Linked DNA regions of Homo sapiens: all the other regions are linked to region 1. Evidence: chromatin contacts called from ENCODE Hi-C or POLR2A ChIA-PET data. All regions are on one chromosome and are shown on one strand. The core of a region is the stretch at or near the end of the contact, and the rest is flanking DNA. Distances in the headings are between cores, read along the strand shown. Region 1 holds the start of PRIM2 (DNA primase subunit 2). Region 2 overlaps DST (dystonin). Region 3 overlaps DST (dystonin). Region 4 holds the start of LINC00680 (long intergenic non-protein coding RNA 680). Region 5 overlaps DST (dystonin). Region 6 overlaps DST (dystonin).

The links. A loop is a pair of places that touch in the nucleus more often than their neighbours do. ChIA-PET counts read pairs that join two places held with the same protein, here RNA polymerase II (POLR2A). Pooled maps may share reads with other maps.
Region 2: a loop to region 1 is called in a map of naive thymus-derived CD4-positive, alpha-beta T cell, with 10 times the contacts of the local background. The contact joins the enhancer-like site here to the promoter of PRIM2 in region 1. A Hi-C loop is called at or near these places in 2 of 168 maps with a recorded cell type or tissue (both naive thymus-derived CD4-positive, alpha-beta T cell), 5 of 37 single-sample maps with no recorded cell type and 8 of 50 pooled maps. POLR2A ChIA-PET finds 5 or more read pairs at or near these places in 1 of 52 experiments (BJ).
Region 3: a map of lower leg skin shows a loop between it and region 1 (12-fold over the local background). The contact joins the enhancer-like site here to the promoter of PRIM2 in region 1. A Hi-C loop is called at or near these places in 2 of 168 maps with a recorded cell type or tissue (CD4-positive, alpha-beta memory T cell and lower leg skin), 5 of 37 single-sample maps with no recorded cell type and 14 of 50 pooled maps. POLR2A ChIA-PET finds 5 or more read pairs at or near these places in 1 of 52 experiments (SK-N-SH).
Region 4: a map of CD8-positive, alpha-beta T cell shows a loop between it and region 1 (9-fold over the local background). The contact joins the promoter of LINC00680 here to the promoter of PRIM2 in region 1. A Hi-C loop is called at or near these places in 4 of 168 maps with a recorded cell type or tissue (CD4-positive, alpha-beta T cell, CD4-positive, alpha-beta memory T cell, CD8-positive, alpha-beta T cell and 1 more) and 9 of 50 pooled maps.
Region 5: a map of posterior cingulate gyrus shows a loop between it and region 1 (10-fold over the local background). The contact joins the enhancer-like site here to the promoter of PRIM2 in region 1. A Hi-C loop is called at or near these places in 2 of 168 maps with a recorded cell type or tissue (naive thymus-derived CD4-positive, alpha-beta T cell and posterior cingulate gyrus) and 6 of 50 pooled maps.
Region 6: a map of mammary epithelial cell shows a loop between it and region 1 (7-fold over the local background). The contact joins the enhancer-like site here to the promoter of PRIM2 in region 1. A Hi-C loop is called at or near these places in 1 of 168 maps with a recorded cell type or tissue (mammary epithelial cell), 13 of 37 single-sample maps with no recorded cell type and 9 of 50 pooled maps.

The regions. Positions count from the first base shown.
Region 1 is chr6:57,315,493-57,320,531 of GRCh38, reverse strand. It overlaps PRIM2 (DNA primase subunit 2), which reads right to left and starts at 2,902. Exons shown (of 14, transcript NM_000947.5): 1 at 2,831-2,902; 2 at 1,933-2,095; 3 at 1-75. The coding sequence starts at 2,086. RefSeq lists a silencer at 3,768-3,817.
Region 2 is chr6:56,540,750-56,545,788 of GRCh38, reverse strand. The region is part of intron 61 of DST (dystonin); the gene reads left to right. Among named protein-coding and RNA genes, the nearest start is that of COL21A1, 300 kb to the right of the region's middle. RefSeq lists enhancers at 2,709-3,128, 2,833-3,598. Within about 2 kb of position 2,933, at least 40 of the 41 ENCODE cell types and tissues checked have a DNase peak (open chromatin) inside an H3K27ac peak, as active enhancers do.
Region 3 is chr6:56,593,117-56,598,155 of GRCh38, reverse strand. DST (dystonin) reads left to right here. Exons shown (of 104, transcript NM_001374736.1): 47 at 150-416; 48 at 3,963-4,493. Among named protein-coding and RNA genes, the nearest start is that of DST-AS1, 250 kb to the left of the region's middle. RefSeq lists an enhancer at 4,006-4,265. Within about 2 kb of position 2,500, at least 3 of the 41 ENCODE cell types and tissues checked have a DNase peak (open chromatin) inside an H3K27ac peak, as active enhancers do.
Region 4 is chr6:57,958,411-57,963,449 of GRCh38, reverse strand. It overlaps LINC00680 (long intergenic non-protein coding RNA 680), which reads left to right and starts at 2,004. Exons shown (of 4, transcript NR_132996.1): 1 at 2,004-2,129; 2 at 4,339-4,422. It overlaps LOC101927293 (a long non-coding RNA gene), which reads right to left and starts at 1,902. Exons shown (of 4, transcript NR_187657.1): 1 at 1,708-1,902; 2 at 1,202-1,269. It also overlaps the pseudogene LINC00680-GUSBP4. RefSeq lists enhancers at 1,933-1,982, 2,003-2,102.
Region 5 is chr6:56,681,317-56,686,355 of GRCh38, reverse strand. The region is part of intron 9 of DST (dystonin); the gene reads left to right. Among named protein-coding and RNA genes, the nearest start is that of DST-AS1, 160 kb to the left of the region's middle. Within about 2 kb of position 2,240, at least 2 of the 41 ENCODE cell types and tissues checked have a DNase peak (open chromatin) inside an H3K27ac peak, as active enhancers do.
Region 6 is chr6:56,762,024-56,767,062 of GRCh38, reverse strand. All of the region lies in intron 4 of DST (dystonin), which reads left to right. Among named protein-coding and RNA genes, the nearest start is that of DST-AS1, 79 kb to the left of the region's middle. RefSeq lists an enhancer at 1-27. Within about 2 kb of position 2,847, at least 3 of the 41 ENCODE cell types and tissues checked have a DNase peak (open chromatin) inside an H3K27ac peak, as active enhancers do.

The DNA.
Region 1 (5,039 bases), core at 1,653-4,152:
CACTCTCCAACTTACTCTGGTATTGTTCAGTTCCTTTCACATAGCTCACTCCAAGATTTTCAACTGATTTTAACACTAAAAAAAAGAAAAAAGGTATAAATGCAAGATAATGTTTTAAAACTAAATCCAAGACAAAATCTATGGAGGGCAATTCCATAATTACTTGTTTACAGAACATGACAGGTAATTGCCAGTTTATTTCCTGTAACGACATCATATAAACTACATATGCTTATAAGAGGATAATGTCCATCTATGTGCAGAAAATATCCATGTCCCACAGCATAATTTAATACCAGGGATTCTCAATCAGGGAAGAGGGATGGATGGTGAATAATCATTCCTGAGGAACAGAAAAGTATGTCAGTATGGAAAAAAAAACTAGGCACTCCTTGTTTGCATCCTTCGTATGGGAGCTGCCTGTTAGGCAGTAGGCATCATTTACTTGGCATAGATTCAACAGAAAAAAAGCATCCCTTCCTTTCCTGATGAAGCCGAGGACAGAGCACAACAGTGAAGAAGAAAGGCCATCCAAACAGCCAAATGAACCATCCTGAACAGATGCTACATACTGTTCAAAGGTTCCTAAAGCACCATATCAATCTTTCCTCAGATGAATTATTCTCTGGAGGCATTTTTGAAGTCAAGAATGAAGAACTTCTAATTGTCTCCTGAACATAAACCCCATGTCCCACAGGTATGGGTATCCAAATTAATTATCCTCCCCTCATTCCTACTCTTCGTCCTGCCATGCCCATCTCCAGCAGCAGAGTTTCCATGCATCAGATCATCCAAGCAGGAACTGCAGCCACTCCACACCTGCTCCCTCACTCCTCATATCCAGTCACCAAATCCTATCAATGCTAACTCCTCAGTATCCCTTAACTCTCTCCCTTCCTACCACTGCCATTGTCATTATCATAGTTCAGGCCCTTATCATTTCACCTCAAGTGCCAAACCCAAGGGACACTTTTCAATCACCATCTTAATCCCTATGAAGTATTGACACTGCTAAGCTTTCTAAAACCCTTTTCTCCCTTGTCTTCATTCTTTCATTCAACACACAGGCACTGAGTGCCTCCTCTCTGTATTAGCAGTGCTTACCCTGCTCCTCTAAGAATGATTAACAGTATCTCACCTTTCCTTCTGATTTCCCCACAGGGATATCCTGGAACATAAACTCTGAAGACAACGCTAGTGTTTCTGTTTCAATTCATGTCTAGCCCATTCTTTTCTCTAGCAACACACTGAGGATTAAGTAGGCCCCCAGGACGGTGGCCACATCCTTCTTACACCCCAATATCATATCATTAGCATGGCACAAAATGCCCTCCATACTTCTCCATCCACCCTGAATTCCTGAACTTGTTACTGTTAGCTCAAATATGAAATTCTCTTTCATGCTCCAAGCCTTTGCATAGGCCATTATCTCAGCTTGGAAAAACTCTTCACTTCTTCTCTGCTGGAAAATTTCTACTCATTCTTCAGTATGTCCAGATCACATTTCAACTTCTCTAAGAAGCTCATTTAATAAGACTAAGTCAGTCACTCCCACTTCTTTGTTTCAACAGCACTACCATTTACTTCTACTAGAGCAGTTAAAATACTGAATTATGACTATTATTTTGGATGTCTGTCTCCATGTACTAGAATAAAACTTCAACAAAAAATAACATTATTCATCTCAAAATCCCTGCCACCTAGAACATAATGGCACTCAATAATATGCATTGTACAATAAATAAATGAATGAGTACCAAACCCTCAACAAATATTTGTTGAATGGATTGCTGAATGAAGGATATGAATTACCTCAATAAATACTTGTTGAATGGATTGCTGAATGAAGGAAATGAATTACCTTCATTCATTCTCACAAAGGGTAAGTGAGCTTCTCAAGAATATATACATTCTAATTTAAATAGTACTTACATTTAACTCTATCAATAGCCAAGTTTTCAAATTCTATTAAAGATATGTTTTCAGAAGGTGGCTGCAAGTAAAACTGAAGGCAATGAGGGTAGGAAGCATTCCTCTGGTCACCTGCCAACCTCAGCTTCCTCCACTTTCTTCCAGAAAACTCCATCTTGGTCACCTTAGAAGGAAGTACACAAAAAGCGTAAAATGATGGAAAACAAAGTTGGGGGAAAAAAAAGAAAAAACACGAAAAAATAATTCCACAAACACAGAAAAAAAATGGATTTGAGGGCATGCACAAAATGTTAGCAGTGGCAATTCCTGGGTGATGTCCTTCTCTCGTTTCCAGATTTTCTACAATACACCTATAATAATTTTGTAATGGGGGTGGGAGAGGCGCTAGAGCAGATGCAGGTGGTGATCCTAATTTTCAGCAACATGAAAGTCAGGTGATGTTGCCTGCTCATTATAGGCCTGTGTGTCACTGTTCTTGGATCTTTACGATCCCAAGAGTTAACATAAGGTTTTACGTGGTCTGCAATCCTGAACTTAGAGGAAAGTGCTGTAGGTTCTGGCTAAATGAGGGTCTTACTTGATGGACTGGGTCCAGTTACTCACTTCCTCTGTTATGACTCTGGGAAACAGAGCAACTGTCTTTCGGAACTCCTTTTCGGGAGCATCCACAAGTGCCTTACAAAAGTTCCATCCCCAACACCCCTCCTCACTCCACTGGCAAACCTATCTCTCCCCAACTCCTCCCTGGTACCTGGGTGTCTGCCCCAAACAACCAACCCGCCAAGTCTGTCCTTCTGCTACTGCTGCCTGCAAAGTGATCCATCTCTCCTTTCTCTCGACTTGCAAGCCTTAATAACAGGATTGCTCTCTGTCCTAAATTCGCGGAAGTTTCCCCTACCTGCAAGAATTCAAACTCGGGAAAACACAAACGGTGGCAGCCACTGTTCCCGGGTGGCGGGAGAGTTCATATGAAACCGGAAGAGGAAGTGACTAGCACAGAAGGCCAGCCCTGCCCCACCTCCCCTTGGCGGGTAGGAGGGGGTTTGGCCTGAGGCTCTGGGCATGCTCAGTGGAGCGCGTCTGGGAATTCAAGGTGTTCCGTCCACCTTGGCAGCTTTAAAGTGTTTGGATGTCAGTGTTTTGGGGATTTTTTTTCCAAATTTTAAGATGCATTTCCTGTATGTGGAGTCGGTAGCTTTAACGGTTGAAACTGGGGTGCTGAATGCTAGTGGCGAAAACTCCCACACGCCGAAAATTGAACCAATGTAACTTCGTCTGGGGACACTAACAAATATTCCCTATATTGAGGAAAATATGGCGCTTTAACCCTCAGGGCTGGCACTCATCACTTTCAATCTGGGGAGGAATGAGGAAAAAAGGCATTAGGATCTTTTTTGCACCTAGCTCACTATTAGGGGCTCTTTTTTTTCCGCTCGTTTAATCTTTCAGCGACCTATAAGGTCCTATAAGATCGTATTACCCCCATTTGGCAGATGAGAAAACAAGTTACAAGATCCTCGTTAGTTTGCCCGTCTACATACAATACATATTTTGAATTTCGTATTGGGCGGCAAGCCCCTACTGGCAGGTTCCACGTTCAATTCGCTCCCCGCTCTCCGGCAATGCCTCGCACAGAGGAAGCGCGCAGCTGAATTATCTGTGGAATGAACTAGAATGAATGAAAGAAGGCACATTCGCAGGAATCGCTCTGCAATCTACAGGAATTAGAAGAACCCAGCCTCGGAGGGAAGGTAGGGTGGAAGAAGATGAAGCACTGGAAATCACGCGGACGTGCCGCTTACTTTCCAGATGTCCGACTGCAGACTCACAAGCGGGGCGTCAGAGCCACCACACCAGTTCTCCGCTGTCTGTAAGATTTTCGAGAACTGGAAATTAACTTCACTCGTGGCCTCTAGGAGGCGTGCCTCGCTTACAAATGTGCTGGAATGAGGCTCCGGTATAGGTAGTCCTTAGGAGATCAAATGAATGCTTTGAAATGTTCACGTTTTTAGAAATGCAAAGTACATTGAAACAATATCAAGCTTCAAAGCATCTACCCAGCCTGGACTAAACTGTGGCTGGCACTGACTTTATATCAGGACCTGTTCTAAGTGGTTTACATATCAACTCATTTTATTATCATAACCACATAAGATAGGTTATTCCCCCCGACCCACCACCAATACCCGAGACAGAGTCTTGTTCTGTCGCCCAGGCTGGAGTGCAGTGGAGCGATCTTGGCTCACTGCAACCTCCGCCTCCGGGATTCAAGCGATTCTCCTGCCTCAGCCTCCCAAATAGCTGGGATTACAGGCGCCTGGCTAATTTTTGTATTTTTAGTAAAGATGGGGTTTCACCATGTTGGCAAGCTGGTCTCGAACTCCTGACCTCGTGATCCGCCCACCTCGGCCTCCCAAAGGTTATTATATTAAACGTATTTTCTAGATACGGAAACTGAAGAACAGAGAAGTTAAATGAAGTCAAAAGGACACAAAATGTCAGAGCCATGTTCAAACCCAGAGAAACTCTCCAGGCCCCACTGTGCTAACGATCTCACTACACCAATTCCAGTAATATGACAGCAGAGCTTCACCTCATTTCTTCCTCTCTGTATTAAATACATAATACAAATACGTAATACAAATACATCACGTGGTCCAAAGAAGACACCTGAAAGCATATAAACTGCCTGAAAAAACCTGCATCACAGACCATAAGAATATTTACATGAATATCTTATCTCTGGATAGCAAACAAATTTAAATATTATAAATTACAAAGAAAAAAGATATAAAGACTTGACCATAAAAAGTATAAAATTATGCATGTAAAAAATTCACAGAAGTATTTTGCACTCATCAAACTAGAGAAAGGTCTACCAAAAGTATAACATCGAAAAGGTTAATGCCATCAGGATACAAAGAAGTTAACTCATTAGGAAAAAAATCCTAAGACACAAACAGAAAAATAGGACAAGAAGAAGAAGAGGTAACTCATAGAAAAAATAACTACTGTTAAATATGAAAAATGTTTTTATCACTAGAGGCAAAGAAATTTTCTCCTGCAAAATTGTCAAGGATTTTATAATGAAACTACTCAGTGTTGCC
Region 2 (5,039 bases), core at 1,684-4,183, 770 kb after region 1:
AGTGCGTTTACTTACATAGACATTTTTCACTTACTGCACATTGAACTTAATACCTCCAATCCTTCAACCCTAAAACCTCCATGTTTCAGCTGATAAAATTGCTCTTTTCTATGAGTAAATAATGTGTAAATAATAATCATAAATGTGAATGATAAAACTTTTCTATGATGTACATTGTTGCACTTAGTGGGAAGACTTTTCAGGGACTTTCCTTTTAAAAGATTTAATTAAACTTTAGGAATATAAAATGAGAAAATATTACTGTTTTGCTTATAATTCAATTAGTAGTTGTGTACTTTTCTGAAATCATCTGCTTTAGTAGATAGTTTAGCTGGATTATATCTAGTAGGCTACAAAAAGTAAGTAAAGCTACATTTTGAAAACAGCATTATGATTTCTGTATTATGAAATAATAGTGTTGGCTATTTTTCAGGAAAACTTTACGTACCTTATTATGTATTTCTCTCATTGTGAAAATGTGAGGGGGCTGGGCACAGTGGGTCATGCCTGTAATCCCAGCACTTTGGGAGACTGAGGCAGGAGGACTGCTTGAGCCCAGGTGTTCAAAACCATCCTGGGCAACAGAGTGAGACCCCATCTCCACAAAAAATTTTTAAAATTAGCCAGGTGTAGTGGTGCGCATCTGTACTTGGGAGGCTGAGACAGGAGGATCACATGAGCCCGAGAGGTCAAGGCTGCAGTGAGCTGTGATCATGCCACTGCATTTCAGCCTGGGTGACAGAGCAAGACCCTGTCTCAGAAAAAAAGAAAATGTGATGGATCTAGATATCATGATTAATATTTAACATGGTTTAATATATCTTGATTTTATTAACATTAGAGGCTATAACATTTATAGTAGCTGTCTAAACCAAATTTTTGGGGAAAAATAAACCAGTCCGGTTCTGCTCTATATATGAGCTCTTACATGTCATCCAGGTAAGACTTTGGAATGTGATTTCAAGTAACAAAGATATATGTAAATTATTGTGACAAATTTTAATAGCACAAATCTTAATGTGAATCAATATAAAAATCAGTTCAATAAAAAAGGAATTTAGTTATTAAATAAGTGGTGTATACTTGAACTCAATTAACTAGGGAATATTTTCCCATAGCACTGTTTACTTCCGAACTGTGTCATGGCCATTTTCTCATTCACATTCCCATTCTAGTGTAAGTGGTGTAAGGACAGTGGTGGCTATGTCTTTACAACATCATTTTTCCAGTGCTTACATGTTGTTTGGCAGACAGTGAGTGCTATTTTTTTGAATCATTTAATTTATGAATGAATTATTTGTGCAGTTTTAAAAATGTACTACCCACCTCAAATGTGAGGTTATATGTTGCTCCTCTTAGCTTTTCATAAGCCTAGAATAATATTGTGCTAATGATTCAGAGTTAGAGTCTAAGGTGAACTGAATTAGAGCCATTCTTTATTATGAAAAGTTCTGTAAGGATCTTAGAGTGTTTAGAGAAAGGCACTCAGAGATCTCAAGGAAACTTTATTATTCATATTGCCATGAATAAGTAGTTTTCTAAGCTTACATATCAAGAGAGCGGCAGCTGGGAGTAAGACTCTTGGCCTCTACTATTTCCCAGTCTAGTGCCCAATCCACTGTTCAAGCGTGGTAAGTATGAGACCATTTTTCTTTCTCTTATCAGTGCCTTATTACAGCCTGTGTGCTTGAACACCACAGAATCAGGTGCTTGTTGAAATATTTCACGTCTTGAACATGAAAAATTGGCATTGATATTGTGATGTGGATGGATATTTTTAAATCTCTTTTTCTTTATAGATAGTCATATATCTAGTCAACTTAATGATGGCCACATACTGAGTTGCATCTAATAATCTAATAATTGTTGAATGGATGAGTTACCGATAGAGTTTTCATTATGAAAAGATTTTTTTAAAAAAGATTCAACTCTTAGATTTATCGAATGAATATTGAGATAACGTTTTCTCATTAAAGGCACAAAAGTTTCCTCCCACATCTTTTCTGTAAAATTAACAAAGAAAGTATAAAGTTGTTTTTACTAGAACTGCCTTCTTCATTTGGAGTTAGCACAGTTTTGTTCATGTTCAAATGATTATTTTATGAGATTGAAGAAAGACCGCTTCATTTGTAACTGACACTCTGACGATGTTTCTTATTTTGTAAAATAGAGAATGTTTAGATTTTATTTAAATAAAACTATTAAATTTCCTACAAAGACTAAGAGTTGGCTTGCTGAATTTATTTTCAAACAGTATTTTTAGAAGGGTGTTCAGTAGATAAAAATCTGTGGAGGTGATTTTGTTTATTAAATATCTGGAGTCAGTGAGTACCACTCTTGGGCCTTGTGTTAACCTCAAGAGTACTGTATGGTTATTAGTAACTACTAATATTCATGTCAGCAGTGCTGAGAGCCCCTCACTGGTAGGAATACTTTACTCTGGAGAACAGTTAGATTTGAACTTGGGCTTCAAAAGGGAACGGCAAAACACTCTCGACTTCAAAGTGATCTGCACTTTGCATCGCAGATACTGCTGAAGCATCAGATTCTTCAGTGTAAAAGTGCGGTTTCAACTGAAGGATAGGGACCTATGTAGCCCCCCTTTTCCCATTTAGTATTCAAATGAGTGCGGTCTCTGGACCTTCACAAAATAATTTCTTCGCGGATCTCCCGGTGCCAGGTTCTGCCTCCGCAAGCCCTACGGATCCCCTCCCATTTTGAAGTAGTCGGCGGGGTTTCCGCGGTGTTTGAACCTGAGCTGTCCCTCTCCCCAGTGGCCGGACTCGGCCTGCTTTGCGCTGATGTCACCACAAGCTGTTACATTGCAGCCTCTCGGCTTCGAGGTACCTCCCACTGAAACCGCTCGCCGACTCCCGGGAAGAAGCGAAAGATGACTGCGAAGTTAAGTCACGGGAGGGCGTAGCACCGAAGTGGTAGAGAGCTGCGGCTCCGGAACGCCCGGCAGGCCCAGAGACGCAGCAGATGGTGCCTGAAGAGAGAGGGCGTTGCTGCAAGCGCCCTGGCTGGAGAGCATGCCTGCCCGGCACCGTGCTGCCCTGAGGAGCCGCGGACAGCCCCGGAGCTCCCTTCCGGAGTTCTTTCTGCTGCCTCCACCGCCACCGTCTCTCTCTAGCCCCAGCTGAAATGAAGGCCATACCGCGGCCACAGAACTTGGTTCAGTTTCAAAGGCTAATGTAGTCCCTGGGTTTTCTGCTCAATGTGAATTACGCTGCCTGTGCCTTAGAGGAAGCCGCGGAGCTCTTCGTTGCTGCAATTGCCTCAGGTGGAATAAGCCTTCCTAAGGAGGACCAGATAAGAATCTTTGGAAATGGCTTTTTTTTTTTTTTTTTTTTTTTTTTTAAAGAAGCTTAGTAGTACACCATGCTTTCTGTTTACTTTAAACGGTTGCTGGATTGTACTGCCCTGGGTGTCTAAAAGTCTGGTGTTTTTTTCTTTCTTCCTTTGAGTAGTTCTGAATAGCATTGAAGAAGCTTAAAACAGGAAGAAAACCTGCCTTTTCAATCAAGTTTATTTATAGCTACTCCCCCCTCCAAAAAAAAAAAGTAAAAGAAAAATGTAACTTTCTCATAACGTTAGACTTAACTTATTTTTCTCTGAAGATTTGTTCTGTGCCTTGATGTGAACAATACCAGGTCCCTGTGTTTGTCTTTTAAATTTCTGGAGCATGGTTTATTTACCAGAATGGTGGAGTTCTGCAAGCCATCTTTAAGTGGATTACAGTTAACCAGAGCTCTGCCGAAATTAACATTCAGGCTGTTAAAATGCTTGCTCATTTGGAAATTTTAATCTGGAAATATCAGACTAAAAAGGGAAATGGACTGACAATGGAATGTTCTGAGTGTTTGAGCCACTGTTAAGTGTGTGTTTGTTTATTTTCTGTGTTTTGGAGTGTGTGAACGGGGACTTTGGGAGCTGGGAAAGGTGGACAAAGGAGATTTTTGTTCTCTGTTATTGATGCACTTTATTGTTTAGAATCATCCTAAAATCAACCAGGTAAAAGGATAGTTGCATTTATACTGATGCACTGCTGATGACCTTAAACACCTCATGTATTATGAAATATATTATTTGAGCATGTGTCTTTATGCTAAAGACACTCCATAGCTCTGTTCAGAAGTATACTTTTTTGGAAGATGCTTTATCTTATTTCTTATCTGTGTCAAGAGCTGCAATATTTGTTTTAACTATCTGCAAAATGGGGAAGCCACTCAGCAGACCAGACTGTTTACGTCAGAATCCCCCATGTGTAGGGAAGGGTGAAGAAGAGGAGGACCTAAATATCGAAGACTGTTACGTCCCACAGCGGTCAATCTATGATACTGTTAGACTAAATGAACAGATAGACTCTGGTTCAAAAGGTAGTCTATCTTCCAGGCATTTTACAGATCGAACTTTACCCTACAGTCACAGAACACTGGATGTTAGTTCTTTATGCTCTAATGGTGCCCTTACTTCTTCCAGTGTATTTGAGCTGAGAGGTCGGGAAGCTAACAAACTAGATGAAAAGATGATCTTTGATGCACTCAAACTAAATAGTGATATCATTCGAACCACAGGATTACCTAAAGCCAAATCTCATGCGGAAAAGAAAGAGCATAGACGGTCATGGCGAATGTTTGTCCCGGCCAATTTTATGGATTATGCAAACAAAAGTGAAAGCTCTTTTGTTGAACCTGCTGATATGTCAGATGCTGTTACCAAGGCCAGCAAGTGCAGATGGGGTACTAATTCTCTCACTTCGGAGGAGGATGACTCTGGTTTATGTAGCCCTCCAGCAGAGAGGGAAGAAAAACAGGGCATTTTAACTGGAGACCAGTCACGAATTAAAAGTTTGTCTTCTACTGAAGATATTCTTGTAACAGACCAATACAGACCATTTTTTTCTGTTAATTCCATTAGCGAACAGAAAATCCCACTGCTTTCATGTCAAAGTGCCCACCCTGATGAAAATTTCAAAATGATTTTACATGATGTTTCTCCACTAGAGGAAGCAAAACATGTAAATGGTCAAAGGGAAA
Region 3 (5,039 bases), core at 1,251-3,750, 720 kb after region 1:
GTTTAATTTCAGTTGTTAAGTTTTCAATTGTGTCAGTTTTTAGTACCCTCATTCTAATTTAAAATGTTCTAAGTATTTACTTTTGGAATGTCTTAAAACTATGCCTTGGCCCACGTTCTGAATTCCTCCTGTGAACTTTCCCTTCCCAGGTAGCAGCAGTGAAGCAGCTGGAAGAGAGCAAAACCAAAATAGAAAACCTTTTGGACTGGTTGTCAAATGTTGACAAAGACTCAGAAAGGGCAGGGACAAAACACAAACAGGTAATCGAACAGAACGGGACCCATTTTCAAGAAGGTGATGGCAAGTCAGCAATTGGAGAAGAGGATGAAGTTAATGGTAACCTGTTGGAGACTGATGTTGATGGGCAAGTTGGAACCACTCAGGAGAATCTGAATCAGCAATATCAGAAAGTTAAGGTGTGTTGTTATAAACATATGATATCGTTCAATTCTATTTCCAGGTTGGTAAAGAGAGAAATAACCTAGCACATGAGTTCTTTTCAAACCTTACTGACAAAAGAGGTTTTTTTCTGTGTTCATCATGTCAGATATAAATTATTATGAGAGTTCTAAGCAAGTCAAAAAATAATGAGAAATAAATTGTAGAGTTGGCATTCTCCATGTAAGTGAAGTAGAATTATTATAAAGATTTAATAATAATAGTTAACATTTATAGGACAGTTAAAGTGGGCACTCTTCTAAGTTCTTTCCATTTTAACTCATTTTGTCTTCCCAGTTACTCCTTGGGGTTTTTATTTTCATCTTACAGATGAGGAAACTGTAACTGACAGTATTAAAGTAGCTTTCTCAAGTTACATATCTAGAAAGGGCTGGAATTTGGATTTAAAACTAGGCCATATGTTCACTCTGCTAAGTCTGAATCTGTGTTCTAAGAGAACAATCTTTTTTTTTTTTTTGAGACAAGGTCTCACCCTGTCGCCCAGGTTAGAGTGCAGTGAAACAAGCATGGCTCACTGCAGCCTCAAACTCCCTGGCCCAATTGATCCTCCCACCTCAGCCTCCTGAGTAGCTGGGACTACAGGTCTGTGCTGCCATGCCTGGCTAATTTTTGTATTTTTTGTAGTGATGAGGTCTCTCTATGTTGCCCAGGCTGCTCTCGAAGTCCTGGGCTCAAGCATTCCGCCCACATCCTCCCAAAGTGGTGAGATTACAGGCATGAGCCACTGTGTCCAGGCTAAGTTGAGCTCACTTAAGTTCTTTCTGAGCTCAGCTCACCTATTCAGTTAAGGCTATTGTTGAGAAGAGATATAAAAGCCCTTCTACCAATTTACTCCATGACATAAATTAAAGCTAACATTAATGCTACTATAAGAGCAAAGGCGACTTCTGTAGAACTACTTTTAAAGTGTCACTCATTTTATTTCAATATTTGGCTTTTGACAGACGGTTTCTGGACCTCAGAAACTTTTGCAGGTCTATTTATTTTGTTCCTACCCTTCATATTTGGAATCTTTGGAATAGGGTACTCCCTGTGAGGTTCTTATAGAAAATACAAATTAAACCAGAAGAAGAATGGGAGTATTTACTGCTCACAATTTTAACGGGCTATTATAGGACCTTATTATGAAAAATAAAGTCTCTTAAAATGAAAAATCTAGTGAATTCCTAAAGGAACATTGTGAGTCAGTTACAAAGAAGTCAGGAAAAGTTAGTAAGTTGACCAAAGTAGTGAGAAATACTGGTGGGTAGACTTAAACATAAAGATATCACACAGGAAAGCCCTTGGTTTTAGGCACAGTGTGGCATTTCCCATCTGATCATTTTACCTCAAAGAATATGGGAATCTGTGCTTTAGAAAATCCTAATCTGGGCCAGGCGTGGTGGCTCATGCCTGTAATCCCAGCACTTTGGGAGGCTGAGGCGGGTGGATCACAAGGTCAGGAGATTGAGACCATCCTGGCCAACATGGTGAAGCCCTGTCTCTACTAAAAATACAAAAATTAGCTGGGTGTGGTGGTGCGTGCCTGTAATCCCAGCTACTTGGGAGACTGAGGCAGGAGAATCGCTGGAACCCAGAAAACAGAGGTTGCAATGAGCCAAGATTGTGCCACTGCCCTCTGGCCTGGCGACAGAGCGAGACTCCATCTCAAAATAAATAAATAAATAAATAAGTAAATAAATAAATAAAAGAAAGAAAGTCCTAATCTGGCAGCATGGAGAGAGGGCCAAAGCACCTGAGCCAGGAACGTCTAGCTTTCAGTAGTTGTCCCATATGTCCTGGGCCAAGCCATTCTCTTCCTTCAGCCTAAGAGTCCTCATCTGTAGGAGGAAGGGGATGGATCTGATCATTTATATGGTGTTGCATATGTCTGTCCATGCTATTTTGTGCAAAGCCCTTCTCGGGGTGGGGTGGGGGTAGCATATGAATGTATTTCAAATACCAAAAACACAAGTCTGTGGGAAAGAAGTTAGTTAAAAATATTTACTATGTGCCCACTAGGTGGCGGGCACTGTTATAGACAGTGAGGATACCAGTGTTAATGAGCCAGTTCTGAGCTGACTAATTGGGATCAGACTTACAAGTGAACGGCTGCCCCATAGCAGTGCTTCTAAGGAAGTCCTTTTCACAGCATAGAGTTATTCTTACTCAGCTCCTGTGTGCCAGCACTGTTCTAAGTACTTGGGATTACACAGTGAGCAAAATAAATTCCCTGTGCCCCCCTTGCACACTAGTTAGTGAGAATGTTACAGTAGACAATAACTAAGTTATATGGTAGGTTAGAAGGCAGTGAGTACTAAGGGAGAAAAGGAGTTAGGTAAGGGTGGTTGAGTGTGGGGTGGGGGACCAGTTTTCAGCATTTAAACGGGACTCAATGGAGATGGGTGCAATTAGCCAAGCAGATATCTGATGAAAGAGCTGTAACTAGACAACAACAGGAGAAAAAGCTCCTAAAGTGTTTACCAGGGTGGGGATGGAGGTAAGGGTGGGAGCAGCAAAGAATCTGGAGGTAATAAAAGGGGCTCTGGGGTAATGGGAGCGGGTCATTTGGCTCCATGTAAGCCATTATAAGAAATGTGGGAAATTGCCCAGAAGGATTAGTATCCTTTTTGCCACACTTGTATGGCAAATTGGGGTGAATGGAAGAAGATGCTTATGGCTGGAGGGAAAGGGACTTCACCTACCTGATGCCTCCCTGCTTCCCTGAAGACTGAGGGGATCAGTAGCTCTGCACACCTGTGACTTGCCTGCAGCACACCTGCCTGGGAGCCCTGCCTTCCTGCCTTCAGAGTGGATTTGAATTTCTGGCACATGCCCAGCTCTGCAGGAAGTGCTCTACATATGTGATCTCATGTACTCCTTAACAGCAACCTGTGATGTGTAGGAGTTATTGTCTCCATTTTCACATGCAGGAAACTGAGGCCCAGTGAAGCTGAGTAGCTCCAGGATTCTCTTTTATTATATCTGCTTCTCTAATGTCCATTGGGCTTCTCTGAATGTACAGTGTTCTTGCTTAGTTATTTTTGAAACCTTTTTAAAGCTTAAAGTTACAGATTCTTTTTCCCTATTTAAAAGTTTTTCCAGGATCATTTCGTAATAAAAAATATTATACTTGTTTGTCCAAAAATTAGGTAAAGACATTCTTTTTTGGGTAGTTGTGAGAAAGCAGGGAATAAAATGAGATCAGATTATAGACACTTATTTTAAAATTGGAATAGAAATTGGTTTTTCTAAACTTCTGAAAAATGGTGTCTGTCCTATCTGATTAAGTACATAGAGAAGATTGGAAATTTTCTTTAAAATAAGATTAGCATGCTCAAAATGCCTTGTTATTCTGAAATCCACCAATAAAAGGGAGTACGGTATAGCTTGAAAAGGGGAATGAGAAGCAAGTTGTAGCCCTGTAGATCATTGAAACCTGTCAGTCTTGAGGCGGCAAGGAGCTCCCTGCAGGTGTTACCCCGTTACTGCTTGAAGATTATGATCAATTTGTTTTCACATAGGCCCAACACGAGAAGATCATCTCTCAGCACCAAGCAGTGATCATAGCCACTCAGTCTGCACAAGTGTTGCTTGAGAAACAGGGTCAGTATCTCTCTCCTGAAGAAAAAGAGAAACTGCAAAAGAACATGAAGGAACTGAAAGTGCATTATGAAACTGCACTGGCTGAGTCAGAGAAGAAAATGAAGTTAACTCACTCTCTGCAGGAAGAATTAGAAAAGTTTGATGCTGACTATACCGAGTTTGAGCACTGGCTACAGCAGTCAGAACAAGAACTTGAAAACCTGGAGGCAGGTGCAGATGACATCAATGGTTTAATGACCAAATTGAAGAGGCAGAAGAGTTTCTCAGAAGACGTTATTTCTCACAAAGGTGACTTGAGATACATCACAATTTCTGGAAACAGAGTGTTGGAAGCTGCCAAATCTTGCAGCAAGAGAGACGGTGGCAAGGTTGATACTTCTGCAACCCACAGAGAAGTGCAGCGCAAGTTGGATCATGCTACTGATCGGTTCAGGTCTCTCTACTCTAAGGTAATGTTATTTTGATTTTTTAAGGGAAAAGTCAATCTGCAATTATAGTTTTCAATTATAGTTTTGGAACAAGAGGCAAGAAACCTAAAATCCAAAACAGGAGGAAAAGGTAGCTTTAGCCTACTTCTATTTTTTTTTTTTTTTTTGAGAAGGAGTCTCACTCTGTCGCCCAGGCTGGAGTGCAGTGGCGTGATCTCGGCTCACTGCAACCTCTGCCTCCCAGGTTCAAGCAATTCTCCTGCCTCAGCCTCCCGACTAGCTGGGACTACAGGCATGTACCCCCACGCCCGTCTAATTTTTTTTCTGTTTTTAGTAGAGATGGGGTTTCACTGTATTAGCCAGGATGGTCTCGATCTCCTGACCTCGTGATCCGCTCACCTCGGCTTCCCAAAGTGCTGGGATTGCAGGCATGAGCCACAGTGCCCAGCCTTCTCTCTATCTTATTCACCTGCTTTACTTCTGAACAATGTATTTAAATATGAGAAACTTAAAGTTACTTTAGTTTTTGAGAGCATGATTTCCAGAAGTCCCAGCTCTCAAATGCTC
Region 4 (5,039 bases), core at 755-3,254, 640 kb before region 1:
TCAGACAGGTCTCTGTAGATAGGGATAGAAAGGACAGGTATATACTACCAAAGTTCCAGGATGATAATATGGTATTTTCTTGGAGGATACTAGAAACTTGATAATAGTGGAGAAATGCTAAGAACAGAGTTTTGCTCAGAAGGACTCATATTCAAGGGTTCATAATTTTCCCTTCATTTTTTCCTCTTTTGTCCTTATAGGACATTTCTAGAAAGATATACATATATAGATGTGGATAGATAATTTTCCTGTTTGTCATTCTACTTTCTTTTAATAATTCTTAACTGTTCAAAATGTTTTAGATCTCTGTGTTTCCTTATTATTTAAACTCAAGCGATGGAGTGGCAGAAAAAACCAACCCTTCCATTATGTACTTCAGTACACTCTTGTACTGCAGTGTGTGCAGGCATGGGGCAATACACTTTCCAGGGGATTTATAAGACAGTATAAAATAAATAGCAACCAAACCAAATTAGCAGTGTTTGGAGGCAAAAATGGAAACATTTAGGGAAACATACAACATAAATAGATTGCTGTTGAATGAATGACTAGCAGGATAGTTGAGACAAAGCCCCCTTTCACATAATTCTAACAACGTTACAATGTTACGGGAGGAATTCAACCCCATGTTTAGGAAGAGGTTAATATTTGATAAATTGCCTACACATCTCTCCATCTCTCTATGAAAATATTTTATTTTACTTGAGATGATAATATAAACAATTATTTTCAGGAGTTACAAAATACATTAATTGTATAATTTTTTTGGTAGCAACTTAAGGTGAAACTTTCTCAACAGGGGAAAAGTAGCTGTCATAGGAGCCTAAATAGTGGAGTAGGCTTCTGCTGCCATAAGCCACCAAGATTTATAAAGAGAAGAAATAGTCATGGCATCTGTTTGCTCAACTAACAACATTAAATTTCTATGTGCAATATTGGTAATGATGCATCTAAACCTTATGTAGTAAATAATTTATGAATCTTTTAGGGTGTCAGAGTTTTTTGGCTTTAGTCTAGGTAGAAAGGTCATAGAGTAAGTAGACAGCCTATACGTTTAATGAATATTTGTATTTGCGATGGCTCACGCTTGTGATCCCAGCACTTTGGGAGGCCGAGATGAGTGAATCAGGAGGTCAGGAGTTTGAGACCAGCCTGGTCAATATGGTTAAACCCTGTCTCTATTAAAAATACAAAAAATTACCTGGGTGTGGTGGTGCGTGTCTGCAGTGCCAGCTACTTGGGAGGCTGAGGCAGAAGAATCTCTTGAACCTGGGAGGCAGAGGTTGCAGTGAGCCGAGATCACGCCATTGCACTCCAGCCTGGGCAACAGAGTGATACTCCGCCTCAAAAAAAAAAAAAAAAAAAAAGCAAAGGGTGTCGCCTGTAATCCCAGCACTTTGGGAGGCCGAGGCAGGCGGATCACTTGAGGCCAGGAGTTCGAAACCAGCCTGGCCAACATGGCAAAACCTCGTGTCTACTAAAAATACAAAAAATTAGCTGCGCCTGGTGGTGGACGCCTGTAATCCCAGCTACTTGGGAGGCCGAGACAGAAGAATCGCTTGAACCCGGGAGGCGGAGGTTGCAGTGAGCCGAGATCACGCCGTTGCACTCCAGCCTGGGCGACAGAGACTCCGTTTCAAAACAAAAACAAAAACAAAAAAAACAAAACAAAACAAAACAAAAAACCAAAAATTAGCCGACGGGCACCTGTAATCCCAGCTACTCGGGAGGCTGAGGAAGGAGAATCGCTTGATCCCGGGAGGCAGAGGTTGCAGTGAGCTGAGATTACGCCACTGTACTGCAGCCTGGGCGACAGAGGCTCTGGCTTTAAAAAAAAAAAAAAAGGGAAAGGATGTTACAGAAACTCCAGATACTACTCCGCTCCAGTGGTCTGAGTTGCGCGGCGTTTTCCCGCCGCCTGTCCGGTAGGGGGCGCTGCGCAGGAAGCCGCAGTCCCTCTGCGGAAGGCGCCGCTCTTGGCTTCGGCGGCGCCGCTGTAGCTTGGAGGCGGTACTTCCTCCAGCATTTGCCGCGAGTTATTGGCAAGTTCCCCTGCAGTTGTTTGGGCTGTCGCTGTGGCTGGTTCTGCGGTGTGCGGCCAGCCATGGAGCGCTCTGGGCCCAGCGAAGGTGGGTTTCATGAAGCGAGTCCGGGCGGGGTGGGCCGTGTCGGGGGAGCTGGGGCGCCGCACTAACTAGGCCGCCTCTCTTTTCCTCTTGCTCCAGTGACAGGCTCAGACGCATCGGGACCGGACCCGCAGCTTGTGGTCACCATGGGCTTCACGGGGTTCGGGGTTCGGTGAGTGACTGCCCCAGGCAGAGACCCTCTTCCTTTTGCAGAGGTTTGAAGAGCCGCAGAGTGGGAGGGGAGATCGAGCTGTCAACTCGGAATTACTGTAGCTCGGGTGCATACCTTGCAGTTTGTCAATATTCTTCTCCCATTTGTCTTCTATTCTGCGTATCCGTTGGAACCAACTCAGGTGACAGTTATGAGAGTCCTGGAGAGAGAGGAAGAGAAAGGATTTTTCTAATTTTAAGTCACCAATAATGCTAAAATGAACATTTTTGTAAATAACAGCATTTGTACGAGGATTTTTAAAAATATGTAATTCTGTAGGGTAGATTTCTAAAAGAGAGCCTAGTTTATTCAGAAGTATAAATACTTAAAAAGCTGAAAAATTGGGTATGTGCCTTTTAAAGCTTCTTGATGCTTACTGCCGTAATACCCATCAAAAAACTTGTTTCAGGTTATACCAAAGTTAACAGAATTTAAGAATGCCATTTTGACCATATCCGTACCAACACAGAGTAGGTATTATTATTTAAAAAGAAAATTATTTAAAAAATGAAAACAAAACTTTAGTAGACTGATACATGAGAAATGATTTCTCTTTATTTTGCATTTTAAAATTATAAATGCTGTTCATCCAAACATTGGGATTCTAACTTCCCTGAACCTTTTCTCAAGGTCTTCTTGTTCTCTTTTGACCAGCGTGTATTAATTCTATGATAGTAATTAAACAGTAGACTTACACATATTGGCCTTGGGTTGTGTTCACACATACTGGTTCTGTAGTTTTTCTATTCATTCTTTTTTTTTTGGAGACGGAGTCTCGCTCAGTCGCCCAGGCTGGAGTGCAGTGGCAAGATCTCGGCTCACTGCGAGCTCTGCCTCCCGGGTTCACGCCATTTTCCCGCCTCAGCCTCCCGAGTAGCTGGGACTACAGGCGCCCGCCACCTCGCCTGGCTAATTTTTTTTGTATTTTTAGTAGAGACGGGGTTTCACCGTGTTAGCCAGGATGATCTCGATCTCCTGACCTCGTGATCCGCCCGTCTCGGCCTCCGAAAGTGCTGGGATTACAGGCGTGAGCCACCGCGCCCAGCCTTTTCTATTTTTTTATTTTTTGAGATGGAGTCTCCCTCTGTCACCCAGGCTGGAGTGTACTAGTGCGATCTTGGCTCACTGCAGCCTCCTCCTCCCAGACTTAAGCCATCCTCCCACCTTAGTCTCCTGAGTAGCTGGGACCACAGATATGTGCCACCACACCTGGCTAATTTTTTATACTTTTGGTAGAGACGAGGTTTCACCATGTTGCCCAGGCTGATCGATCTCCTGAGCTCAAGCAATCCGCCCACCTGAGCCTCTCAAAGTGATTACAGGCATGAGCCACCCCACCCGGTATAAATCCTTCATTTTAGTACATCATTCCTTTACTCTGGAGTGAGAAAGGTGTCCATATGTTTGTGCCAAAGAGGGGAAATTTTTAAGAGTTTTGATAAAGTTACTGGGGGAGGAGGAGAATGTTTCCATGCTCATACAGTTCCTTGTTATAGGGCTGAGATTTCTGTTTCCCTCTTAGCTCCTTAAAGTACCTGCATTACTTCTCATGTTGCCCCTTTCGTCTTCAAGCCAACTATAATGCCTCAAATTCTTCTCAAACATTGGATCTCTCTGACTTCTTCTGCCATAGCTGTTGTGCATCTTTGCCTTTAAGGGCCAACTAGGATAGTTTCCCTATTTAAAAGTCCATAACCTTAATTACATTTGCAAAGGGTAACTTTTGGGACATTCTCCATTCTGCCTCCCACATTAGTGTTGTTGTTTCGTAGGGTAGGGATCTAGAGGAGGATGGGAAAGTTGCCTGGTTAATAGTACTTAGTGAAGGGATTGTCATCAGAAGTTTTCTGTGACTCAAACTCCTTCTGTGATATTTTATGGTTATATTGGAGCCATGCTATAAACTAGACAAAGTAAGTGTTTATTGATCAGTATTGATCACCTAAAGTTTGGCCAACTTACTGCAAGACAATCACAGTCTCCCATTTGTTCATGTTTTAGGTAAAAAAGCTCACACATTTGACTTGGAAGCAATGTTTGAACAAACTCAAAGAACAGCTGTGGAAAGAAGTCACAAAACACTGGGTAAGAAGTTCAGATATTTGTCGTTTTATTGGTTTAAGTACTATTTATACCTCATGCAAGTATATTAAAAAAGAGAAAAGAATGTTGGCTGGGCGCCGTGGCTCACGCCTGTAATCCCAGCACTTAGGGAGGCCAAGGCAGGCAGATCACCTGAGGTCAGAAGTTTGAGACCAGCCTGACCAACATGGTGAAACCCCATCTCAACTAAAAATACAATAATTAGCTGGGCATGGTGCAGGGGCCTGTAATCCCAGCTAGTCGTGCGGCTGAGGCAGTAGCTTCAGTTGAAGTTGGGAGGCGGAGGTTGCAGTGAGCTGATATCCCCCCATTGCACTCCAGCCTGGGGGACAAGGGTGAAATTCCATCTCAGAGAACAAAGAAAAAAAAGAATGTTGTTATGCTACTTGTCACTGTTGGGTTTTTTTTTTTTTTGAGATGGAGTCTCGCCCTGTTGCCCAGGCTGGAGTGCAATGGCATGATCTCGGCTCACTGCAGCCTCCACCTCCCCAGTTCAAGCGATTCTCCTGCCTCTGCCTCCCGAATAGCTGGGACTACAGGCACATGCCACCACGCCCGGCTAATTTTTTGTATTTTTAGTAGAGATGGGGTTTCACTGT
Region 5 (5,039 bases), core at 991-3,490, 630 kb after region 1:
CATGTAATACTTGATAGGTAGTTTTTCAACCCTTCTCCCACTCTTATGATCCCCACTTTTGGAATACCCAGTGTTTATTGTTCCGTCTCTGTATCTGTGTGTACTCAATGTTTAGCTGTCACTGATAAGTCAGAAAATGTGGTTTTTGGTATTCTGTTCCTGTGTTAATTCACTTAGTGTAATGGCTTCCAGCTGCATCCGTGTTTTTGCAAAGGACATGATTTTGCTTTTTCATTTTATGGCTGTGTAGTATTCTAAGGTATGGCTGTATGTAGCACATTTTCTTTATCCAGTCCATTGTTGACAGACACCTAGGTTGATTCCCATGTCTTTGCTATTGTGACTAGTGCTGTGATAAACATACGAGTGCAGATGTCTTTTTAGAAGAATGATTTATTTTCATTTGGTTATATACCCAGTAATGGGACTACTGGGTTGAATGATAGTTCTGCTTTTAGTCCTTTGAGAAATCTCCAAACTGCATTCCACAGGGGCTGAACTATTTGCATTTCCACTAACAGTGTATAAGCATCCCTTTTTCTCTGCAACCGCACCAACCTGTGTTACTTTTTTGAATTTTTTTTAATTTTGATTTTTATTTTTTTTGAGACAGAGTCTCACTCTGTTGCCCAGGCTAGAATTCAGTGGCGTGATCTCTGCTCTTCAAGTGATTCTCCTGCCTCAGCCTCACGAGTAGCTGGGATTACAGACATCCACCACCACGCCTGGCTAATTTTTGTGTTTTTAGTAGAGACGAGGTTTCACCGTGTTGGCCAGGCTGTTCTCCAGCCCCTGACCTCAGGTGATCCACCTGCCTTGCCCTCCCTAAGTGCTGGGATTACAGGCATAAGCCACCCAGCCTTGACTTTTTAATAATGACCATTCTGACTGGTGTGAGATGGTATCTCATTGTGGTTCTGATTTACATCTCTTTAATGATCGGTGATATTGAGCATTTTTTCATATGTTTGTTGGCCGCTTGTATGACTTCTTTTGCGAAGTATCAACATCATTAAAAAGCAGGCAATGGACATGAACAGAAGTGTCATGTGTTTTTTCCTTGTTGATTTGTTTAAGGTCCTTATAGATTCTGGGTATTAGTTCTTTTTCAGATGCATAGTCTGCAAATATTTATTCCAGGTTAAAAGTAGGTTGTCTGTTTACTCTGTTGATAGTTTCTTTGGCTGTGCAGAAGCTCTTTAGTTTACTTAGGTCTGGAACCAATTTTTGAAGCTCATTTTGGTTATTTACACTTCACTAGTACAGATACATTTCAAAAGCGTTATTGAGAGTAACTCTGATATGAGAGAGGAAGAGAACATAATGCCAGAGGCAAATCTGCTCTTCTGTGTGGGGTGGGGGGGTGGGTGGGGGCTGTTGGTTAAGGAGGTACAACTGGTCTCGTGAGGAAAATTTTTATGGACCCTGACATCCAGTTCATGTGAGAGATCCAGGACGGTATCTTCCTCTGAAAATGTGTAGTGTTCTGTGCATCAGCTCCTTTGCCAGTATAGAAGCCGAGAAGCTCCAGTGAAAAGGGTCTGCCTTTAGGAGTGAGGCAAAGCCAAGGGATTCCCTTTCATGACCTATCTATGTGCAGCCATTTTCCTGGCAGTAGGTGCACTGAGAGGAAGCTGGATTACTGTGGCTGCTGAAACAGAAGAAAAATTAGTCTGACTTGTAAGGATAGATTTCTTTTCTAAACATGAAGGAGAAATGCCATTCTCTTGTAAATTCTGTACCAGAATGTAGGAGACCTGGGCCCATACCCTAGGTCTCCTGCTAGCATGCTGTGAGACCCTACGCAAATGACGTCACCTCTTTTAGTCTAAGCTTGTTCAGTAGTGAGAGGAGGGCATCCGCCAAATATCTCTGCTTTCCTTCAGTTTGAATCCCCATGATTTCTTAATCTTCATTATATAACTTTCTTTAAGTTAAATATCTCTGTTTTCTTAACTTCAGAGATGTTGCTTTTTCTACTATTGACATAAATTATTTAGATTATTTGATAACACTTTAAATTATACAGTTATTTAAAAATGTTTAAAAATAAAAATTGCATTATTTTCTTTGTATGGAATAATAAAATACATACTTTTTAAAAAAGTGAATAAGCTTTCAGGGAATATCTAAGTCAACTTTGGAGTTGGCAGTTCCTGTGTACTCAGTGCATGCCATAACCATGACAGCATCTGTAAAAATAGGGTGCTTCTGTTGCCCAGTTGTCTGGTGGCATTGACTTTGCTCATAGGACTTTCATGTTTACAGATTCAGCTGACTAACATGGGTGAGGCTGTTGCAATTCATTTAGCAGTAAGTGGGTCATTTAGTAATAAGCTGTGAATGAAATCAGTGTGCTATAAGATGAGATAGGTTGGCTTGTTTTCTTTTATTGAAAAGACATTTTGAAGCTATATACGATGTAAAGTTCATGAAATTTTTTTAGATAAGTGATTCAGATGAAGCTTAGCTTTCTTGCTTGACACTAGGTTCTCATTGAGTGGTCTCGAGGCTTGTGTTCCCCATTGGACACTTTTGTGCATTGGTAAGGGCGTTCTGTTATTATCGGAAAGTGAGGTTAATTGGAAACCTTTTGATTTTCTGAAATGACAAAGTTTACATGGCAGGGTTAAAACTCATTCATACAAAATGAAAGCAGGAGACGTGTGTTTCTGATCTTTCATACTTTTTCTGTCTTTAATACTTCCTTTGTTGCTGCTCTCTTGAGTCTCCTGCTCTCCATTTATTCAGTAGAGAGTTATTGAGCACCTGATACGTGCCATGTCACGTTGAGCATGGGGAGAATGTTCCAAGGGTAGAAGTAGCTTGAACAAACTACCGTAGGAGAGAGGAAACATATGGTTCATATAACTTGATATTAATGTGATTTGATCATAGGAGAGAAGAGGAGAATTGCTTGAATCTGGATTACCGCACTGGCACAGTAAAGAACACACCATTTTGGGAATGAGAGTACAATAATATTTGGTACAGCAAGACTAGTTAGGAGGCTGTTACTAATCCAGACACGGAGGCTTAGTTCCAGAAGAAGGTAGAAGCCCAATATTATTCGAGGTGTATCACGAATGTGTTTCAAAACATGTTGTTGGTATTGACATTCCAGACTAGTGGTAACAATCTAGACTAGAGATAATAGTTGCCTTGACTCAAGTTGATAGTGGGAAGAGAGAAAATGGGGATATAAGACCCCCTTCTTCCTACAGAAATCAATCTTAGAACAGTTAATATATCCATATTATTAGGTGTGTGAATAAATTGCCATTAAAAGTAATGGCAAGAACTGCAAATACTTTTGTACTAACTTAATATCTTCCTTAGGGGCATGAGAAACTAACAGTTGAGTGTTTTGTAGAATGAGCCAACAAACATAAGGCAGATTCAGAAGAGTTGGGTTAACTCATCCTTTTATCATTTGAGAGTTCCAGCACTGGTTGCTTTGGTTCCCAGACTGCAGAGCAACATATTCTGCTTGGTCTCTCATATTTATTATGTCCTTTTCAGCTGTTTTTTGAGACTGTGGCTCACATTGCCTGACCATGCTCCATGAGGCACTTGGTCAGACTTGCACAGTGAAACAAAACTTACGTTGTTTTACATCTCTGACTGACCATGAGCAGGCATATGTCTGGTGACAGCACTGTTGGAACTATGTGAAATGGGGTCAAGCCTTCTTCTTTGGTTTGAACTTTGCCTGTCCAAATTCCCTCCTTGCAGATTCTCAACCGCAATCCTCTGCACCTTCTTTTAGTTCCAGTTATTGGTGTTTCAGTCATTGACTGTTGTCTCAGCTCTCTCCAGAGGGAGAAGGGAAAACATGGGGTAAAGTATCAGTGTTGTGTGTAAGAGTAGAGGTAATGACGGAAAAAGAAAAGCAGATGTAAGAAAGAGTGTGAGGGTTTTTTGGTTGTTGGTAGTGATGTTTTTTAGGCTGAGCTTAGTTTTCAATATTTTTATGTCAGTTTTTGAGCTTACTTATGTGAAGTGAAAAGGTAAAATAAGCCAGGTACGGTGCCTCATGCCTGTAATCCCAGCATTCTGGGAGGCCGAGGTGGGAGGATTGCTTGAGCCTGGGGGATCAACACTGCAGTGAGCCATGATGGTGCCATTGCACTCCAGTCTGGGTGGCACAGCAAGACTCTGTCTCAAAAACAAACATACGAAGAAGTAAAATAAAAGTGACGACTTTCTGATTGCCAAGGTCCAGAATGAGTTCACTTGGATTTATGACATAAGATGTTTTATGTAGGCATGTTGACCTCCCCGTTACACTCTCTTTGAACTTGTAGGACAAACACTAGGTTTTGGTTATTTTTACATAGTGCCAAAATAGGTTTTTTGAAAAATGTTGTCAGACATGTGTTTTGTATTTTGTAAATAATAAGCAAACAAAACCCATTTGGCTTAGTGACATTTTCATAGGTGGATTGGTTGGGGGCTGCATGTCCACTGTAGGTAATAAAGCCTCTTCTCCCCAGTGGGACCTTGAAATATATGATAAAGCAGAAGTGACCAAGAGAATCCTGGTCTCCTTAATGAATTAATGCAGATTTTCAAGGTGTCCAACTCAATCATAAAGTCATTTGTCCATTGGATATTTACTGAGTATCTGTAATGTGCCAAGCACTGCCCTAGCTAGGCATTATAACACTAAGGCAAATAAGACATTATCTTTCAGGATATACTGCTCACATATTAGAGGGCTAGAAGATCTAACAAGAGACAATAATGACACACAAGAGGTACTGCTATTATACCAGTATGAGTGGAGTACTTTCAAAAGCACAGAAGATGGTCAGGTCCCTTACACAGACCCCTGAGGCAGAATCAGCTGGGGCTTCCTCAAGGAGAAGGATGAGTGGAGGAGTAGCACGGGATGGGAATTGGTGAGGGCTTTCTCTGGGTAGAGAGTGGTACATATAAATGCATAGTATCTTGTGGAAATGCATTCTTATTGAGGAAGTAGAAGTAGTTCACTGTGGCTGGAGCACAAGGAGTGTTTGGGGTGGGTGTCAGAGGGC
Region 6 (5,039 bases), core at 1,598-4,097, 550 kb after region 1:
AAATGTTTTTAGAAAATTCATTGATTTTTTTTGACAAGCTGCAGCTGCTTGTGGTGGTATAAATAGGTTTCCTTACTGTGTTATTTAAGAGTAGCTTAAGGGCATGAGCCAAGTCAAAACAGAAAAAAAGCACTGACTCATTAGATTTTTAAAGCATGGGTTGTCCACTTGTGTTTCTAGGTTAAGAGAATTGGGGTTTCCCATATAATCAGAACTATTAAAGGTACTGCAAGGCTGTGTGCGGTGGCTCATGCCTGTAATCCCAGCACTTTGGGAGATTGAGGCGGGTGGATCACCTGAGGTCAGGAGTTCGAGACCAGCCTGACCAACACGGTGAAACCCCGACTCTACTAAAAGTGCAAAAATTAGCTGGGCATGGTGGCGCGTGCCTGTAATCCCAGCTACTTGGGAAGCTGAAGCGGGAGAATTGCTTGAACCTGGGAGGCGGAGGTTGCAGTGAGTCGAAATCACGCCACTGCATACCAGCGTGGGTGGCAGAGCGAGACTGAGTCTCAAAAAGGAAAAAAAAAAAAAAAAGATACCGCAGCAATTGCAGAGAAAGGCCTTATATGTCTGATGAGAAACTGCAAGCTTTAGAAAGACAGCAGTGCTATCTTCCCAAACAACATGATAGCCAGCATGTCAAAGCCAGATTTCTTTTACCCATCTTTGTATCTCGGCATCTAGCCTGGTTAGTACTTGGCATGCAGTAGGTGCTCAGAAACTACTTGTTGAAAGAATGCATTGTCAGTGAACAGTGGTCACATTCATGATGTGGAAATGTCATGGACATGGGAGACATTATACTCATGTGTTCTCATGTGTTCTTGTTTTATAAGAACATGCTTTTTATACTGTATCATAGAAATTGTATTAAGCAAATTGACTTTGACTTGAAGTCTCAGGCATGTAAGCTTTCTACAAAATGTGAATCCATGCTTCAATTAATCAATCTTTGAGAGATAAGGCTCAACTTTCACAGTTAGAGTGGATGGATTGGGTTTTGGTCCCATGAGGCTGTAGTGTAAGAATACTAACTTGTGCGTGTGACTAGCTAAGTAGGACAAATCCTTTTGCTCAGATTCTCTTTGCCCACATATAGTTCAAGTAAACACAATGAACCCAAAACCAAATTTGCTAAGTCCTTAGAGGAAATGTTACTTAGGTGTTTTTAGAATGTTTAAAATTTTTGAGTTTTTGGGTGGTAGAGATGCCTTTGTTTTCCTGCTTAGGAAAGTTGAATAAAAGGCTGTCATAGCTCCATTCCTGATAGTTGTCAGGGACCAATAACTGAAGTCTGAGTAAAATCTTTGGAGACTTCTTCCAGATGCTAGTAATTGCTTTAACTTGAGTCTGTCTGGCAGTACCTCAAGATCTCTGTTATATCTCATAACTCATACTTCACCATTCATCTTAACATCTCTGTTCTCTAAGCACAGATTGCTTTTTGCTGCCTCTCATCACCTCTGCCTCAAGACAGACCAGAAATCTCTTGCATATCTCACCTCTGCACTGTACGTTTATTTTACAGTCTTCTCCTTTATGATATCCTGGCATGCATATGTTTCGTGCATTATTTCTACTATGGTTGATTGGAATTCATTCTCTTCATTGGCAGTTCTAGTTTCTACCTGACTTCTTCCTTGAGTGACTTCTTATGATTCTAGAATAGTAATTTGATAACACTTGCAAGTTCTGTTACTGCATTTCAGTATTTGTTATGAAATTCAAAATATCTCAAAACATAAAATTGGGGGCAAATGATATCTGCAGAAACTAGTAAAGAAGGTCAAGGCTTTGCTTTTGAAAATATCATTGAAAATGGGTGTTTGTCATGGTGACTTTCACAAACATGGTGGACTTTGTATAAAACAATAGGATGTTAGAATCTACAGGTTATGGGGTCTCAGAGATTATAGACTATTGTCCAGTAGTCTTACAGATAAGAAACTGGAACCACTGAATAAGTTATTCCTACTCTTACGGCTAGCAAGTAGCAGGCAATCATACACAGATTTCCTGAGCCTGAAGTTAGTGCCTATTGCTTCTTACCCTCCCTCCCTTCCTCCCTCCCTCCCTCCCTCCCTCCCTTTCTTCCTTCCTTCCTTGATGGAGTCTCACTCTGTCACCCAGGCTGCAGTGCAATGGCATGATCTTGGCTCACTGCAACCTCTGCCTCCCGTGTTCAAGCAATTCTCCTGCCTCAGCCTCCCGAGTAGCTGGGATTACAGGCATCTGCCATCATGCACGGCTAATTTTTGTATTTTTGTAGAGATGGTGTTTCACCATGTTGGCCAGCCTGGTCTTGACCTCCTGACCTCAGGTGATCCACCCACCTCGGCCTCCCAAAATGCTGGGATTACAGGCATGAGCCACCGTGCCCAGCCTAACATCCTTCTTTTTAGTGTTCTTCCCACTCCTTCTTTTTTAAATTTTCTTCTTTCTTCCCATAAATATTTGAATGTCTTCTGTCAGCTAGGCAGTGTGTTTACTACAAACAGACATGAAACAAGGTCATTGCTCTCAAGTTTTGCCATTAGGCAAAGCTAGATGAGTAAAGTTAGGGAGCTAGATGAGTAAACATACCGCACCTGCAGCCAGGGGATCCCAGGCTACTAGTGCAAAGGGAGTGTAGAAAATCAAGCAGCATGTCGTGGGGCTCCAGAAATTGCAGAATATTGAAAGTGACCAAAGAAAGTGAAAGAAAAGGCTACAAGCCAAGCAGAATAGTATATGGTATTTGCCCTTACAGTGGTTTGAAGAGAAAACGTTTTGGAGATTGTGCTTGTTGCTTTGCTTGTTGGTGACTTGCATTTTTCAGTTCAGCCACTGGGGAGCATAGAAAAACTGGGAAGAGAGGTTCACAGAGGCCCTTGTCTAGGCAGAAGTGGTCAGACCAGGGTTGATGTCTCTTCCAGAGGCATCTGAGGCTGTGTGTGTGTGTGTGTGTGTGTGTGTGTGTGTGCATGTGCACTTTGGGAAAAGGTTTTGACTGTGAGGAAGGGTGCTCAGGAACAGGTAGATGAATTTTGACTGCAGACTTAATACTATACTTAATTATTGGACTATCACTACTGATAGGTTAGACTATTGCATATTAATCTGTATATTTATAGTATGTAGTTTCATTAGAGGGAGCTCTCCAAACTGGAGAACAGAAATATTTTCAAACCTTAGGTCATTGTGTACTTAGTCTAAGTACATTTTCAAAGTGAAAACTGGAAGTGATGTAGGACTAGAGTTCCTTGTGGGATTGGACCAGCATTCCTCAAGACAAATGGTAATTTGCTAGGCACATCCTTTGGTTTTCTCCCCCCCACCCCCACCCATCCCTATATGTGTGTGTGTGTGTGTGTGTGTGTGTGTGTGTGTGTGTGTATAGGTATTTTTTTTTTTTAAGAGGAGTCTCGTTCTGTCGGCTGGAGCGCAGTGGTGTGATCTCAGCTCACTGCAACCTCCACCTCCCAGGTTCAAGTGATTCTTGTTCCTCAGCCTCCTGAGTAGCTGGGACTACAGGTGCGTGCCACCATGCCTGGCTAATTTTTGTACGTTTAGTAGAGACGTGGTTTCACCATGTTGGCCAGGCTGGTTTCGAACTCCTGACCTCAGGTGATCCTTCTGCCTCAGCATCCCAAAGGACTGGCATTACAGGCGTGAGCCACCATGCCTGGCCCATCCCTATATTTTTAAATTAATTAATCATAGTGAAAAGCTAGGACATGTTGGACTTGATCCAGGCATAAAGAAGCAGCGCTTTGACTTATTAGGTAAGTGATCAGGAAGAGAAGGCATGAATTAATGCTTATGTGGACCTGCCTGAAATATGTAAGGAGAAAACTAGAACACATGGTCATGTATGGCAAATCCCTGAGGTAAACAAGGAGAAAATGCTTTCTATAAAGGTAATGTTCTCGGCTGGGTGCTGTGGCTCACGCCTGTAATCCCAGCACTTTGGGAGGCCGAGATGGGCAGATCACCTGAGGTCAGGAGTTCGAGACCAGCCTGGCCAACATGTCGAAACCCCATCTCTAGTAAAAATACAAAATTAGCTGGGTGTGGTGGCACATGGCTTTAATCCCAGCTACTCGGGAAGCTGAGGTAGGAGAATCGCTTGAACCGGGGAGGCACATGTTGCAGTGAGCTGAGATCACGCCGTTGCACTCCAGCCTGGGCAACAAGAGTGAAACTCTGTCTCAAAAAAAAAAAAAAAAAAAAAAAGGTGGTGTTCTCGTAAATTTGTTTTACCTATGGTATAGTACAAAGTGATTGTTAAAATAAGTTCTTATTGAATGAGAGCAATAAACTAATCAAGCAAAAATATCTCACATTTCAAAATCCAAAAATATGTGTAGAGGTAAAGAGATGAAGGGAAAGTAGTTGCGCAGGTATTTTACATTGTTCTGTTAAGCAAACAGTTATTGGGTGACTCTTAAGTGAAACTGTGATAGTGAAAGAAGGGGACTACAAAAGAGTTATGATAGCATTCTTGTCTTTAAAGAAGTATATAGTTAAGAAAGGGAGGCAGAAGTGCACAGATAATATCAAGGGATGCAGTACGAATTGTGAGTGCGGGCAGCCATTCCCAATTTCCAGATAGCAACACTGGGGCTGGACTCTGGAGGAGCTGCTTTTGAAGCCCACTTCTGCTTTGTAAATTTTTGTTGGGCCTGGGCGAAGGCAAGTAGGCCATTCTGAGATGATTTCTAAAGCCCCTTCTCACTTTCAAGTTATGTGAAACTGTTTTAAAATTTCTAGAGTCTTGTCGGGCACGCCAGCACTTTGGGAGGCCAAGGCGGGTGGATCACCTGAGGTCCGGAGTTCGAGACCAGCCTGACCAACATGGAGAAACCCTGTTTCTACTAAAAATACAAAAAATTAGCCGGGCGTGGTGGCGCATACCTGTAATCCCAGCTACTCAGGAGGCTGAAACAGGAGAATTGCTTGAGCCCGGGAGGTGGAGGTTGCATTAAGTTGAGATTTCACCATTGCACTCCAGTCTAGACAACAAGAGCAAAACTCTGTCTCAAAAAAAAAACATT